Regions from separate parts of the Homo sapiens genome. Here all the other regions are linked to region 1. Evidence: chromatin contacts called from ENCODE Hi-C or POLR2A ChIA-PET data. All regions are on one chromosome and are shown on one strand. The core of a region is the stretch at or near the end of the contact, and the rest is flanking DNA. Distances in the headings are between cores, read along the strand shown.

Region 1 (5,059 bases), core at 2,560-5,059:
CACGGCAGAGACCTGTTCTTGCCTCCTGGGTCGTGCCCATCGTGTGAATTTGCGACATCACAGACCTCAGGGTAGCTGGCCAGGGGGTCCCCTGAGAGGTGGGTGTTGAACAGCTCCCCAAATGCTCTCTGGTCAACCGGCTTCCTCAGTCGAAGACACAGGTCCCTTCAATACTGGCTTCTGGGGAGAAGATGAGTGCAGAAACCACAGCTGCATTAAACGCGTGCGTCGCAAGTTCCTGTGACTGTTTTGGAACCCAGAACAGAATGTGTAGCTCACAGGCGGGCTCATGGGGACATGGAAGTGGAATGGAAGGCTCTAGAAATAGACACTGTTGTTGCTCAGCCCCTCCCTGGTGGGGAGGTGGGGGCAGCCATCTACCTGCCGGCTGCCTCCAGGCTGGCCCTGATCATGGCCGACCTTCCTTCCTTCCTTCCTGCAGGGGGACCCGAGGACCACCTCAAGAGGCTGCTACGTGATGTGAACCCACACTCCTCATCCACACACCTTTCTTTACCCAGAGCCACTGAAAACTATTTTTATATCATTGGCTTTCTTTAGTTCTTGATACATTTCTAGAGAATTTCTAAGCGAACTGCCAGAACGTGTGGGTGGGTCTCCCCCAGCCCTCCCTCCTGGCGGGTCTCCTCCAGCCTCACTTCGCTGCCACTTCGCCGCTGCCCCGGAGACTTTTCAATCCCACCCCACTCCTCATCTCACCATTTGGTCAAATTGGAAGCCCAGGGCCAGGACCCGGAGGTTTAGAAGATGCTTGGGCTTGGAGGGAGGAGGGCCGGCGAGGCTAGCGAGGGGACAGGAGACGGCCCTGCTGCGGACGGAGCGCGGAAACTGCGTAGGAATTCAGTGGTGGTGGGTTTTTTTAAGGCTTTCTACAAAACCAAATTCAGAATCCAGGCGTCGACCTGGTGGGGCCCGGGGCCAAGCCTGCATTCTGGCTGCCCAGCTTCGGACAGCGGGAACTCCTCAGGCAGCCACGCAGCGGGTGTGGGCCAGCATGGGGATGGCGTGGCCCCCAGGGCGGGTTTTCACTCCGCTGCCTGGGCTTCCAGATTCCCGTTCTGGCAGCGCACCGGCCGGGTTTCTCGGACCGTTGACTTTATTTGGGGGAGTTTTCCCGCAGTTCAGTTCCTGACTGTGCAAGGCCAACAGGGCAGGGGAGGGGAAGACCTGGGGAAGGAAGAATGAGGACAGTCCCGTCGTAAGACCTGTCACAACAATAAGCAGGGAGGGGAGATGTGGAGGGGACACATCTGGTTGCCTTGGAGGCAGAAGCTGTGAGTTTCAGAACAGCTGTCTGCAGGGAACGCCACCATGTTGACCCTCTGGAGGAGAGCGCTGTGGAGCCCCTCCCGTGTTCCAGCTCCGTCTGCCCTGTGCCTATATATACACATGCGTCTATCCATACTGTGCTTTTATCTGTGATTTTCTCGCTGAAACCATGTTTCTCAGACAGGCCAAGGCCACCTGACTCCTATCACGACGCACCCAAGCCCCTCAGTCCAGCTTCCCAATGCCTGGCACCCCCCTTCGGCAATAGCTCACCGTTTACACCCTCCCTCATAGATACACAGAAGTTATTTTTTTAATGGATATTTATTTTTTTACATTGGTCAGTACACAGGTCAGGAGCTCACGCCAGGGCCTTGAGGACAGGCTGACCCTCCTCCCCGGGGTGGCGTGGGGCTGGGGCACCCTCCGACGGCAGAGCCTCCTTCAGAAAGTGCAGCTCAAGTCTTAAAGACACCAAAACTGAGCCATGGGCACGCGCCGTCTCCGGGCCATGGCGTTCACTGCAGGGCGGGGGCGGCACCGCTCCCCTGTGACTGCATCCCGCCTCCCTGGGGACCTGCCTGTGGCAGGAAGGAATGGGGGGCCCCAGCCCCAGGCCGGGAAGGAGCCAGCGGCCGACAAAGCAGAAACACCCGCTGCTCCACGTAGCCCCTGCTCGCTGTCCTTGCTCTCAGAAGTCCCGGTCCCATGTAGATAGAGGGGGGCGCATCTTACCAAAGCATTTCCTCCTGGAGGCTACGCCGCTGTGCTCCCAGTCAGGCGGCTGGTAGGGAGCTTTGCCTGCCCCGGGGATACCCTCTGCCAGCCGCTGGAAGTGGGAATGCTGGCGACAGACTGTGTCCTCTTTCCCACCTTCATAGCAGGAATCACCCGGACCCGACTGGCTGGGCTTCGTGCTAGCGAGGGTTCTGGGGGTGGGTCTTGGTGATCTTGTCCTATGGGGAGTCTGCAGTGGTCTCAGCCACATCCTATGTATTTTGGCTCTGGAGGAGCAAAGCTGTATCCTGGAGTTGGTCTGTGATTTGCCGACAGCCTTGCAGGCTGGGCTCAGGGACAAAGTCCCCCCCAAAACCCGCAGGTCCTCATGTCCAGACGCTGCCCAGTCCTGTCCTGAAAACAGCACGCCCCAGGCCCACAGAACCCCCCACCCTACATTTGCCTTGGGTGGAGCTGGGGGTGGTCCTAGGACTGCGGGTGCCCTTAGCTGAAGGGGGTGGGGAGAAGCGTGGACTGGGCAGCCTGTGGGTAATTGGAGGTTCATTGAGAATTGAGTCTTTGGAAACACTAAGAAAATCAAATTTTTAAAAGTTATTTATGGCCTGGGAAACAATTTGCATTTGTCCCCAAATACGCTTAGCTGTGTGCCGCTTAGAACGATGCGAAACCATCCCTCTGTGTAAGCCCGTGCCGTGTGACTCGAAGCCTAGCGCCCTCCCTGCGAAGCATCAGACGCCACCCAGCCCTGGGGGGAGGCCCACGCCTGCTGGACCAACGCGGGTTCTGGGGTGCACAGCGCCAGGTTAACGCTGAAGCCTGCCCCGCTGAGCCCAGGAGCCGGGAGGCCTGCGGGCTGACCCAGAATCCGATCATGCACCTGTCCTCATGCCAGCGGCTTTGGCTGGGGTTGGTCTGAAGCCTGCACGCGGCAGTTCTTTGTTAAAGATCTGAGGGACTCCTCAGTCCTGGGGCGTCGCCGCCTGCAGCCTCTTCCAAGCCCTGCGTCCAGCGAGCGTCACAGCACAACCTGCAAAAACGGAGCTGGGCTGCAGCTGGGGCTGGCATGGACTTTCATTTCAGAGATTCGGTTTTTAAGAAGATGCATGCCTAATGTGTTCTTTTTTTTTTCCAATGATTTGTAATATACATTTTATGACTGGAAACTTTTTTGTACAACACTCCAATAAACATTTTGATTTTAGGTTCTGCCTCTGAGTTTATTCCTGAGGGGAAGCTCGAGCCGGGGCCTCTGCCCTAATGAAGCGGATGTCTAAGAAAGATCCCTCCACCCCCAAGGAAAAAGGTCACTGGCTAGTGTAGCTAGTGTAAACAGGACCCAGGCGATGCATGGGACCCTGCCCTTTTTTTTCTAGTGAGCCTCCGACGCTGTTGCACAAGCTGACTCTTCGTCACGTGATGCGACCGGGCTCCGCCCCGGCGGCAACACGCTGTATAGACGCGCCGGGTGCCTCGTGCGCATGCGCGGCAGGCCCTTCGGGACGAGCTGGAGGCAGAGCGTGAGTACAAAGTGATCGGCCTCGGCCGCACGTAGTAGCCCCCCTACTCCCCGGCCAAGTCAGGGCCTCCCTCTTCCCGCGGAGTCGCAACCACGGGTAGCTCGTGTAGGTAACGGCAGGTCCAGGCCTCCGCATGAGCGGAGGGCCCCCCGCGCGACCTTGAATGGCCCGGGCGCGCGCGGTCGTGTGGGAGTTGTAGTCCTCCGTCCCCGTCCGCGCGGACTCCGTTTCCCGTGGTGCCCCGGGCGGCCCGCTTCCGGCGCAGTTAGTTACGAGTCGGCGCACGCGGCCTCGGTCCGGTTGACTTTGCGGAGCCATGGAGGGCGGCTTCGGCTCCGATTTCGGGGGCTCCGGCAGCGGGAAGCTGGACCCAGGGCTCATAATGGAGCAGGTGAAAGTGCAGATCGCCGTGGCCAACGCGCAGGAGCTGCTGCAGGTGCGGGGCTGGCCGGGGACGGGCGCTGGGGGCGACAGGGCCACCCCTGGGGGCCGACGTCGCGGCTAAAGCCTCGCGTGTCTCCACAGAGGATGACGGACAAGTGTTTCCGGAAGTGTATAGGGAAACCTGGGGGCTCCCTGGACAACTCCGAGCAGGTGAGACCCGCGGAGGTTCGGGGCAAGGGTCGCGAGGGCCTAGATTCGAGGGGGGAGGTGTCTGCGCGTGCGCAGACTAACGGGGAGGTGCGACGGAGTGGTCACTGCACGTGCGTAGTCTGCAGCCCGGGCGTCCTGGAGCCGGGGTCAGGGCGGTCCCCGGGGCCGCGAAGTCCCGAGCTGAGCCGTGCGCCCCTCCGCTCCCGCAGAAGTGCATCGCCATGTGCATGGACCGCTACATGGACGCCTGGAACACCGTGTCTCGCGCCTACAACTCGCGGCTGCAGCGGGAACGAGCCAACATGTGACCGGCGAGCGCGGGCCACCCCACCCTGTTCATTTCCATAAACGTGCTTTGAGAGGCGGGGTCCGCATGTACGTACTGCCTGCCCGGGGCTTAGGAGGGTGGCACCGGTGCTGGGACACACGGGACTGTGTCCTCGCCACCCCCCGCCCTGCCCCCTGCCAGCCAGTGCAGCTTGGATCTCGGGGGTGTGGGGCCCTGTGCCTTCCTGAAGTGCTGGCAGCCCAGTGGCACCTCCTTCAGGCCTTTGGGGTATTCCCCTAGTGTGCCCAAGTCAGCCTCATATTCTGGGCGGACAGCTTGTCTGGACTTCGGAGTTGGGGGTGGTCAGACACCACAGGAGCTGTCACCTCCTGCGGATGGGCAAATAAATTGGTGGAGGACGGAGAGAAACCTCTTTATTTCCCTCCTGAGGGGTCTCTGGGAAGAGGTGACGCGTGTCCCTGGAACCCCAGCTCGGAGGGTCTCAGCCTCCCCTGGGTTGGGAGAAGTCCATCTTTCCCCTTAGTGCCACCGGGCTGCTGAGTCACGAGGAATGTGTTGCTGCTGCCACCCCTGCCCCAAAGGCTAAGGGGGACAGCCTTCCCCTTGTCAGGGCTTGCTTTGACCCTGCTTC
Region 2 (4,617 bases), core at 666-3,165, 1.1 Mb before region 1:
CTCAGGACACTGTCCAGCACACAGTAGTTGCTCAATAAGTATTTGTGAATGTTGTCTTAAAATAGAAGTTGGCCTTCCAAAAGGATTTCTTTGCTATGCACAGCATTTTATGTTTTTTCATTAATTTTTATTTAATTATTTTTTTGAGATGGAGTCTCACTCTGTCACCCAAGCTGGAGTGCAGTGACGCGATCTTGGCTCACTGCAACTTCCGTCTCCTGGGTTCAAGTGATGCTCCTGCCTCAGACTCCTGAGTAGCTGGAATTACAGGCACCCGCCACTAGGCCAAGCTAATTTTAGTATTTTTAGTAGAGATGGGGTTTCAGCATGTTGGCCATGCTGGTCTTGAACTCCTGACCACAAGTGATCCACCTGCCTTGGCCTCCCAAAGTGCTGGAATTACAGGCGTGAGCTACAATGCCCAGCCATGTTTTTTTATTAATTGCTCATTTTTTTTTTTTTTTTGAGATGGGGTCTTGCTCTGTCACCCAGGCTGGAATCCAGTGGTGTGATTACAGCTCACTGGATCCTTGAACTCCTGGACTCAAGCTATCAAGCCACCTGAGTAGCTGGGCCTACAGGCATGAGCCACCAGGCACAGTTGATTTTTTTTTTTTTTTTTTGGAAATGGAGTCTTGCTCTGTTGCCCAGGCTGGAGTGCAGTGACAGGATCTCAACTCACTGTAACCTGTGTCTCCCAGGCTCAAGCGATTCTCCTGCCTCAGCCACCCAAGTAGCTGGGATTACAGGCTGAGCCACTGCGCCCAGCCAAATTAAAAAAAATTTTTTTTCTGTTGAGACGGGGGCTTACCACATTGCCCAGGCTGGTCTTGGAATCTTGGGCTCAATCGATCATCCTCTCACCCCACAGCCTCCCAAAGTGCCAGGATTACAGGTATGAGCCACCACTCCTGGCAGTCACCCACATTTTAAAAATAAGAGATTGCAAGCAGGGCACAGTAGCTCACGCCTGTAATCCCAGCACTTTGGGAGGCCAAGGCAGGTGGATCACCTGAGGTCAGGAGTTTGAGACCAGCCTGGCCAACATAGTGAAACCCTGTCTCTACTAAAAATACAAAAAGTTAGCTGGTGTGGTGTTGCATGCCTGTAATCCCAGCTACTCGGGAAGCTGAAGCCTTTTTGTATTTTTAGTAGAGATGGGGGTTTCACCATGTTGGCCAGGCTGGTCTCGAACTCCTGACCTCAAGTGATAACACCCACCTCGGCCTCCCAAAGTGTTGGGATTACCGGTGTGAGCCACCGTACCCGGCCTCTTTCAGGTCTTTCTTCAGATGTCACCACCTCAGATTCTGGCCACCCTTCCTGAAACTGCACACCCTATACATACACCGCCCTTGGCTACCGAATTTTTTCTCGTTAGCCTTTTTCACCATCTAATAGGTATTGCATTTACTTATCGTGTTATTTTCTGTCTCTATAACAACACTGGGAGGCGTACGAGGGTAAGGGCTGAAGGCTCTCTTGTCCTCAAGGCCATGTACTATTTATTACATACATGAATGAATGAACGACTGCATTTCTTCCTTTTTTTATTCCTCACCTACTTAAGGTTCGAGCTCCCTGAGCCCATTGGCCAACACCTCTGGAGTCTGACCACGCCTAGAAACACTGCGCATGCTCCGTTGCTAGCCAGCCCAGGCAGGGCGCTGAATCGGCACAAACCAGTCTCACTTCTTGTACCGCAGTGGGGAGGTTGGAGAGAATTTTTTCCCATGAAAGGGCATACGTTGCCCGTCCCCTTCCCCGAAGAACGCACTAGGAATACTGTTCCTGCGTTTGCATGAGCTGTGGCACCAGCACCGACTCAGCCTTCCGGGCCTCCCTCATGCACGGAGCCTCTCACTAGGTCTCACCCGCGGCTGCGTTGGTGCCGTCCGGCACGGTCACGTGGGCGAGAAAATGGCGGCCCCCAGACCGCACTGCGGGCGTCGCGGCAGGTGAAGCGGTGGTGGCAGAGGCGCCTGCGGTTACTGGCCGGGCCGACGGGTCCTGAGTCTCCAGAGCTCGGTGAGGCGTCCCGGAGGCGGCGATCACGGTGTGGGGCCCGGGTCTGGCGGGCGGTGGCACCGGGAGCGCCTCGTTAGGGAATCCGGTCTCAGGGATTCGTTGACTGTGGATGGGGCGGGTTAAGGGGTCTCGAGTCCCGGCGATCTCTTTCCTCTGGGATTTTTTACATGAAAGAGTGCCCACCTCACGTCCTGAAGCTCCTATGTCGTACGGTTGGGTCTCAATGGTCCCCAGTGCCCTGCCAGCTCGCACAGGCCTGCCCTCTGGTTTCTGATGACCCCTCTTTAAAGGTGTCACTCTCCTTTGATGGTCACCTGTGCTTAGGTGGCTACACTGCCCTCGTCAAGCCCAGGCAGCCTTGCTGACGCCACTGTTCACCAGAGAGGGCTGCCAGCATGCCATAGCCAGCCTGTCTTGAGATGAAGCATCCGCCAGGTTCTCAGCCGATCTGGAAAGAGAGGGGTCCCTTCTCCCCTTGGCTGTGTTCTTTTATCCTAAGTCATTCAACAAAGCGTTGGTGGTTTAGAGCCCGACTCTGGAGCCAGACTTCCTGGATTCCTAACTCTTCACGCTGCTCCCAAGCAAGTTCCCAAGCACAGTCCCAAACTGTGCCTCAGTTTCCTCACCTGTAAAATGGGGACAATCTTAGTAACTACCTCACAGGGTAGTGATGTAGATCGAATGAATTAATGAATGTAAAGAGCATGGAGTGCCTGGCGCGTAGCAAATGCTACATAAGTGTCAGCTGCTATTGTCACGGTTGTCGTTTTTATTTTATTTATTTATTTTGAGACAGGGTCTTGCTTTGTAGCTCAGTCTGGAATGCAATGGCACGATCTCGGCTCACTGCAACCTCCGCCTCTCGAGTTCAGGCGATTCTCCTACCTCAGCCTCCCGAGTAGCTGGGATTACAGGCGCCCACCACCACGCCCAGCTAATTTTTGTATTTTTAGTAGAGATGGGGTTTCACCATGTTGGTCAGCTGGTCTCGAACTCCTGAACTCAGATGGTCTGTCCACCTCGGCCTCCCAAAGCGCTGGGATTACAGGCGTGAGCCACCGCGCCCAGCCGGTTATTGTTTTTATTGAGGCCCTACTGCGTGCAGGTCATTGCACTAAGTGCTGGGAATACAACAGTGACCAAGATAGACTCAGTCCCAGCCTTCAGAGTTCTATTCTAATGAGGGATAAGACCAATCACAAGCAACTAAACCAATACTTTCCAATATGATATCTAGGAGTCTTAGGCGCCGTGGAGAAAAATAAAGCTGAATAAGTGAAAAGAGATGGAAGAGTAACATTGTCCATTGTGATCAGGGAAGGCTTCCATGAGGAAGTGATGTTGGAGACCCAGGAAAGCAAGAGGATGAGCACGGGTGTTCCTGGACCAAACTGAGGGTCGGGCTGCTATTTCTCATGGTCCAATAACGAGATGCAGATTAACTGGGGAGGAAGAGAGTTTTTATTTCTGTAACCGGTTACAGGGAGAAGGCCTGGAAAATATCGCCAGACCAACTCAAAATGACAAAGTTTTCCAGAGCTTATATACCCTCTAAGCTCTCCATCTACATGTAACTGAGCATCCATCTAAAGACTTAAAGTGACTAACTTCTTTTAATCTATAACTAAGATCTGAATCCTGAAGACTTTCCTTTGGAACCTCAGTAAATTTACTTAATCTAAATGGGTCCAGGTGCTGGGGTGATCACCCTTATCTCATCTCCAGTGGGTCCAGGTGCTGGGGTGATCATCCTTATCTTGTCTCCTGCTAAATCATGGAGGTTTGGGGAGTTCTTCAGACACCCAGTAAAACTTGTTTCATCCTAAACGGGTCACATTAAGAATTCCTTCGTTATTGGCTGGGTGTGGTGGCTCAAGCCTGTAATTCCAGCAGTTTGGGAGGCTGAGGCGGGTGGATCACCTGAGGTTGGGAGTTCGAGACCAGCCTGACCAACATGGAGAAACCCTGTCTCTACTAAAAATACAAAATTAGCCGGGCATGGTGGTGCATGCCTATAATCCCAGATACTCGGGAGGCTGAGGCAGGAGAATCACTTGAACCCTGGAAGCATAGGTTGTGGTGAGCCGAGATAATGCCACTACACTCCAGCCTGGGCAAAAGAGCGAAACTCTGTCTCAAAAAAAAAAAAATTCCTTCATTATCTTGTCATGCCTTAAGGCCCAGGAAAGGCCTGGGCAAAACTCTTCATGGGCTTTTGTTACATTCCAGCCTTTGTATGAGGGCACTGGCTCTTTTAGCTTTTAATGTTTAACTTAACCACTCAGTCAGTGCTGAAACAGTTATGGAGGCCTGTGTTAGTGAGGCCTGGCCTGCTACGTGGGGACATCTAGGGAAGAATGTTCCTCATGGAGATCACAGCAAATGCAAAGGCCCTAGGGCTGCACTGGGCCTGGCGTGTTGGAGGAACAGCGAGGAGGCCTGTGTGGCTGGAGTGGAGCTAGAGAGGGAAGAGGTGATGGGAGATGGTCATGAAGGGCCTTTGGGACTGTCAAGTAGTTGAGTGAGGAGGCATAGGAGGATTTTAAGCAAGGGAGTGATATGGTCCAGTTTACATATTGAAAGTACTTC
Region 3 (4,359 bases), core at 1,811-4,310, 1.6 Mb before region 1:
AAACCACTACTTGAGTCGGATTTGGCTGCACCTTTACTAGCTCTGTGAACGTGGGCAAATGACTTAACTTATCTGAGTCTCCATTTTCTCAGGCGTAAAGGAGGCCACCCGAAGCCCAGGGTGTGGGTAGGTTAGCTGAAGTATTTGATTTAAAGGACCGTGAGGTCAGGTCCTAGTAAACGCTCAATAAACTGTTAAAAGACAGTGTTGGCCGGGCGCGGTGGCTCACGCCTGTAATCCCAGCGCTTTAGGAGGCCAAGGCGGGCAGATCACGAGGTCAGGGGTTCAAGACCAGCCCGGCCAACATGGTGAAACCCCTGTCTCTACTAAAAACACAAAAAAATTACCCGGGTGTGGTGGCAGGCGCCTGTAATCCCAGCTAATCGGGAGGCTGAGGCAGGTGAATCGCTTGAATCGGGTGGCGGAGGCTGCAGTGAGCTGAGACCGCACCACTGCACTCCAGCGTGGCAACAGAGCGAGACTTGGTCTTAAAAAAAAAAAAAAAAAAAAAAAAAAAGGCAGTGTCGAGAGGCCTGCACTGGCGACTGTCGGTCAGCAGGGGCCGCTACTGCGGTCTCTGAGCTCTCCTGGCGCCGCAGCAGGCGCATGCGCAGCGGAGCTTCTCTGCAGAGGTGAATTTTTTTATTGGTCCCCACCCTAAAAGACCCAGCGTATATTTATTATTGTACTTATTACAGCTGACCTGGTTGTGGCTGCTTGTGGTACTCCAGGATTCTGCTCTTCATGGATGTGGGGATGACAGTGGGAGAGATCCTTCCCTGCCAACACCTGGCTCCATCCCTGCAGTTATGGGGTTGAAAATTCCCCTTTTTCCCTTAAGCTCTCCCCCTAGTTCTTTAAATTACATGATGTTAGAATTTTTCAATAAGCAACCCATGCACTTGAGAAGAAATTCAACCCCTCTTTTATTAAGTTCCGGGATACCTGTGAACAGCCCCCCCTCCTTTTTTTTTTTTTTTTTTTTTGAGACAGAGTCTTACTCTCAGTCGCACAGGCTGGAGTGCATGCAGTGCCGTGATCTCGGCTCACTGCAACCTCTGCCTCTCGGGTTCAAGCGGTTCTCCTGCCTCAGCCTCCAAAGTAGCTGGGATTTCAGGCGTTCACTACCACGCCGGGCTAATTTTTTTATTTTTAGTAAAGACGGGGTTTCTCCATATTGGGTAGGCTGGTCTCGAACTCCTGACTTCAGGTGATTTGCCTGCCTCGGCCTCCCAAAGTGCTGGGATTACAGGCGTGATCCACCGCAAGCAGCCTAACCCCTCTTTAATTTTTAAAATTTTTAAAAATTTTTTTGAGACGGAATCTCGCTCTGTCGCCAGGCTGGAGAGCAGTGGCGCGATCTCGGCTAACTGCAACCTCCGCCTCTCGCCTGACACCTCTTTTAATGAAAACCTTTCCATTACATCTCTGAAATGCTCCCACTTTGCACGGAAAAAACGGCTGCGAAGCCCCCAATAGGAAACGCAACACGTAGCAGGTGCTCAGTGCATTTAAAAATTTTGAAGAATTTTATTATTAATAATGCGAAACTGACTACCCCTCTGCTAAAAACTCATGCCCCAAATGGCGCATGCGCTTGACTTGCAACTTAACTAAACGCGTCACAGGTACAGGTGTAGGTGGTTAGGGACCCCGGGCGCTCCCATCTGCTCCCTGCCGCGCCCTCTGCCTTTCAGAGCCTCAATCCTTTCGGAAGATACTTTTCAGTTTTCCACTGGGTTAAATGGTGATAGGAAGAGCAATCATCCGTTAAATGAAACCCAAGGTTGAGACAGCGCTTTGTAAAGCAAAGTGCCCGAAGCATTCGTGAGGGGGAGGAGTGTACAGGTTTATTTTAGAGTCCAGGCTGGAATTTGCATTGCTTTTTGTGGATCCACACCTCCCCCTCTCCCAGCCCAGGAAAAGCACTGCAGTGGCTCTCCTGTTTCACAAAGTGAGTTTAAGGAAAGATGTACCGCAGGGGGTTCATTTGCACTGTGAGAACATCATTCATGCAAGAAATGCTGAGTACCTACTATGTGCTAAACAGCGGGTTGGGCTTTTCATAAGGGATAGAGTTACACAATTGAATGCCAATTCATGAGATATGAAATACATTCAACTGTTTCTTAGGGTCAGATTAGGACACAAATGCTAAACAGTCTTCCTGCGCCTCCCCCTGGAGAGGAAATGAAATAGAAAATGAAATTGTGCCAGTAAACCGCTTAGCCGGGTGCCTGGGACATGGCAAACCAGTCCTGAAATAAATAACTGTTTTATTAATAGCAATCTTAGCTAATTAAAATAGATAGCGTTTATTGAGCGTTGGGTATCAGGCACGGTCCTAATTCTTTTAGATGTCTTTAGTTCGTTTCACTCTCCCCCAAACAATAGGGTGGTATTGATCACCTCCGAGCAGGTGAAATTGAGGCACAGAGAAATCCTAGTAGCTGGTAGAAGAACACGCAGTGTGGTCAAGCTAGCAAGGTGTTTGGTCCACTGCTATATCTACAAAACCCCTAACAATGCCTGGTGTATAGATGCTCAGTATGCATTTGTGGGATCAGTGATTCCGATGCCTGCTTCTTATAAAGTTTTTATTTAGAAATAATTACAGGTAAGGAGTTGCAAAAACAGTATAGTGGTCGCGAGTGTCCTTTTTCCCTCGGCTTCTCCCAGGGGTATCGTCTTACGTAACAATGTCCAAACAGGGAAATTGACTTGGGTATAATCCACAGACTCTATTCACCTTGTAAATTGGTTTTAATAGAAGTACTGGACAACTTGTAAGCTAATATCGTTGCTATGGTTCTCGTTCTCAGCTAAAACGGCGCTCTTTACTTTGTGCACCTGAACACTGCACACCGAGGGCGACCACCGCCCCCGAGATGCCCAGCTTCTATTCTAGAGCGCCGCGCCGGCGCCGAATGGGTTAACGGGCGGGGGGACACGCCTCCGTGCGCTTGCGCGGCGTCCCTTCGCCCCGCCTTCGCAGCGCAGTCACATGACCCGCCCAACCGGCGTCCGCCTATAAAAAGCTGAGTGTTGACGTCAGCGTTCTCTTCCGCCGTCGTCGCCGCCATCCTCGGCGCGACTCGCTTCTTTCGGTTCTACCTGGGAGAATCCACCGCCATCCGCCACCATGGTGAGTAACCCTGCCTCGCTGGTGCCCCGGAGCGGCGGCGGGGCCTCCGCGGGGCCTACGCTGCCTAGCCTGGGACGCTGGGGCCCCCCGTGCCAGGAGGAGACGTAGCGGCGGCGGGGCCGGAGGACCCGGGGCTGGGGAAGCGGCCGCCGCCATGTCTGTGCGCCGCGCTGTTCACCGAGCCCTTTCTCCGTTTCCGAGGGCGCCATAACCTTGCCCAGACCTGGTTGGAGCTGGGTTGTTAGCGGGGATGGGGGTGGGGAATGATGATGTGGCAGGCGTAGTAATGGCGGGCACCGCGGTGGAAGCGGGGAGACAGGGAGGCGCCTTATGTAACCCGCGGGCCGCGAGTTTGAGATCGATTTTCTGCCGGGGGACTAGGGGCGGCAGGGAATGGCAGAACGAGCAAAGCGACACCTGAAAGGCTCCCCTTTTCCTTCCAAATACCTTCTCCTGATGCTGTTAATCGTCGACCTTAGGCACTTGTCCTTCCTATGACTCCCAGATGTACAAAGACTCTTATTGAGACACGAGGTGTAGGCTTGTGGCAGTTAGGGCCGTTCCGGCTCCCCGTTATTTCCTGGGGTGGGTGGCCTTGTCTGATCCCGTTTGCCAAGGGGTGACCTTGCATTTTATGATGAAGCTTCTTGCTCGGGGAAGTTTGGGTGGCCCGGTGACAACGTGGAGGGGGCTTTAGGAGAGGATTCATCCCTTACGTGTTTGGCCCCAAATGAGACTTTAGTATTTGTACCTGGTATCAAGGAAATCTGTTGACACTCAGTTTTATTCCTGAGCACTTTTATTTCTGGGTTGTCAATCATGAATGACACCTATTAACGGTGGTTCCTTGGAGATTGCGGGGTGGCTCTTAAGGGGTGTTAGGCTGGCAAGATTCGGTGGGCTTGGGGCACCCCAGCACCAACCCCCTCCTGGCCTTGGGCATGCTGGTTCGTTTGGACTGAACGCTCCGTGCCATGCTGTGTTCCTGGAAATCACGAGCTGGTCTGAGCCTCCTTGTCTTGCCCAGGTGAACTTCACGGTAGACCAGATCCGCGCCATCATGGACAAGAAGGCCAACATCCGCAACATGTCTGTCATCGCCCACGTGGACCATGGCAAGTCCACGCTGACAGACTCCCTGGTGTGCAAGGCGGGCATCATCGCCTCGGCCCGGGCCGGGGAGACACGCTTCACTGATACCCGGAAGGACGAGC

Evidence for each region. Hi-C counts contacts between places; a loop is a spot of excess contacts on that map. ChIA-PET counts read pairs that join two places held with the same protein, here RNA polymerase II (POLR2A). Pooled maps may share reads with other maps.
Region 2: a map of naive thymus-derived CD4-positive, alpha-beta T cell shows a loop between it and region 1 (8-fold over the local background). The contact joins the promoter of DOHH here to the promoter of TIMM13 in region 1. A Hi-C loop is called at or near these places in 1 of 168 maps with a recorded cell type or tissue (naive thymus-derived CD4-positive, alpha-beta T cell) and 5 of 50 pooled maps. POLR2A ChIA-PET finds 5 or more read pairs at or near these places in 1 of 52 experiments (AG04449).
Region 3: a pooled map shows a loop between it and region 1 (20-fold over the local background). The contact joins the promoter of EEF2 here to the promoter of TIMM13 in region 1. A Hi-C loop is called at or near these places in 3 of 50 pooled maps. POLR2A ChIA-PET finds 5 or more read pairs at or near these places in 3 of 52 experiments (Caco-2, activated CD4-positive, alpha-beta T cell and naive thymus-derived CD4-positive, alpha-beta T cell).

Annotation. Positions count from the first base shown.
Region 1 is chr19:2,426,336-2,431,394 of GRCh38, reverse strand. TIMM13 (translocase of inner mitochondrial membrane 13) reads left to right here and starts at 3,809. Exons shown (of 3, transcript NM_012458.4): 1 at 3,809-3,981; 2 at 4,071-4,139; 3 at 4,349-5,059. The coding sequence starts at 3,862. The coding sequence ends at 4,447. LMNB2 (lamin B2) reads left to right here. Exons shown (of 12, transcript NM_032737.4): 12 at 443-3,229. The coding sequence ends at 484. RefSeq lists enhancers at 3,339-3,488, 3,573-4,318, 4,319-5,059 and a silencer at 4,039-4,128.
Region 2 is chr19:3,497,972-3,502,588 of GRCh38, reverse strand. It overlaps DOHH (deoxyhypusine hydroxylase), which reads left to right and starts at 1,915. Exons shown (of 5, transcript NM_001145165.2): 1 at 1,915-2,028. It overlaps LOC105372245 (a long non-coding RNA gene), which reads right to left. Exons shown (of 4, transcript XR_936262.3): 4 at 1,538-2,654. RefSeq lists an enhancer at 1,804-1,913.
Region 3 is chr19:3,984,164-3,988,522 of GRCh38, reverse strand. EEF2 (eukaryotic translation elongation factor 2) reads left to right here and starts at 3,060. Exons shown (of 15, transcript NM_001961.4): 1 at 3,060-3,145; 2 at 4,173-4,359. The coding sequence starts at 3,143. RefSeq lists enhancers at 1-306, 307-808, 2,825-2,874, 4,130-4,349, 3,643-4,359 and a silencer at 3,155-3,264.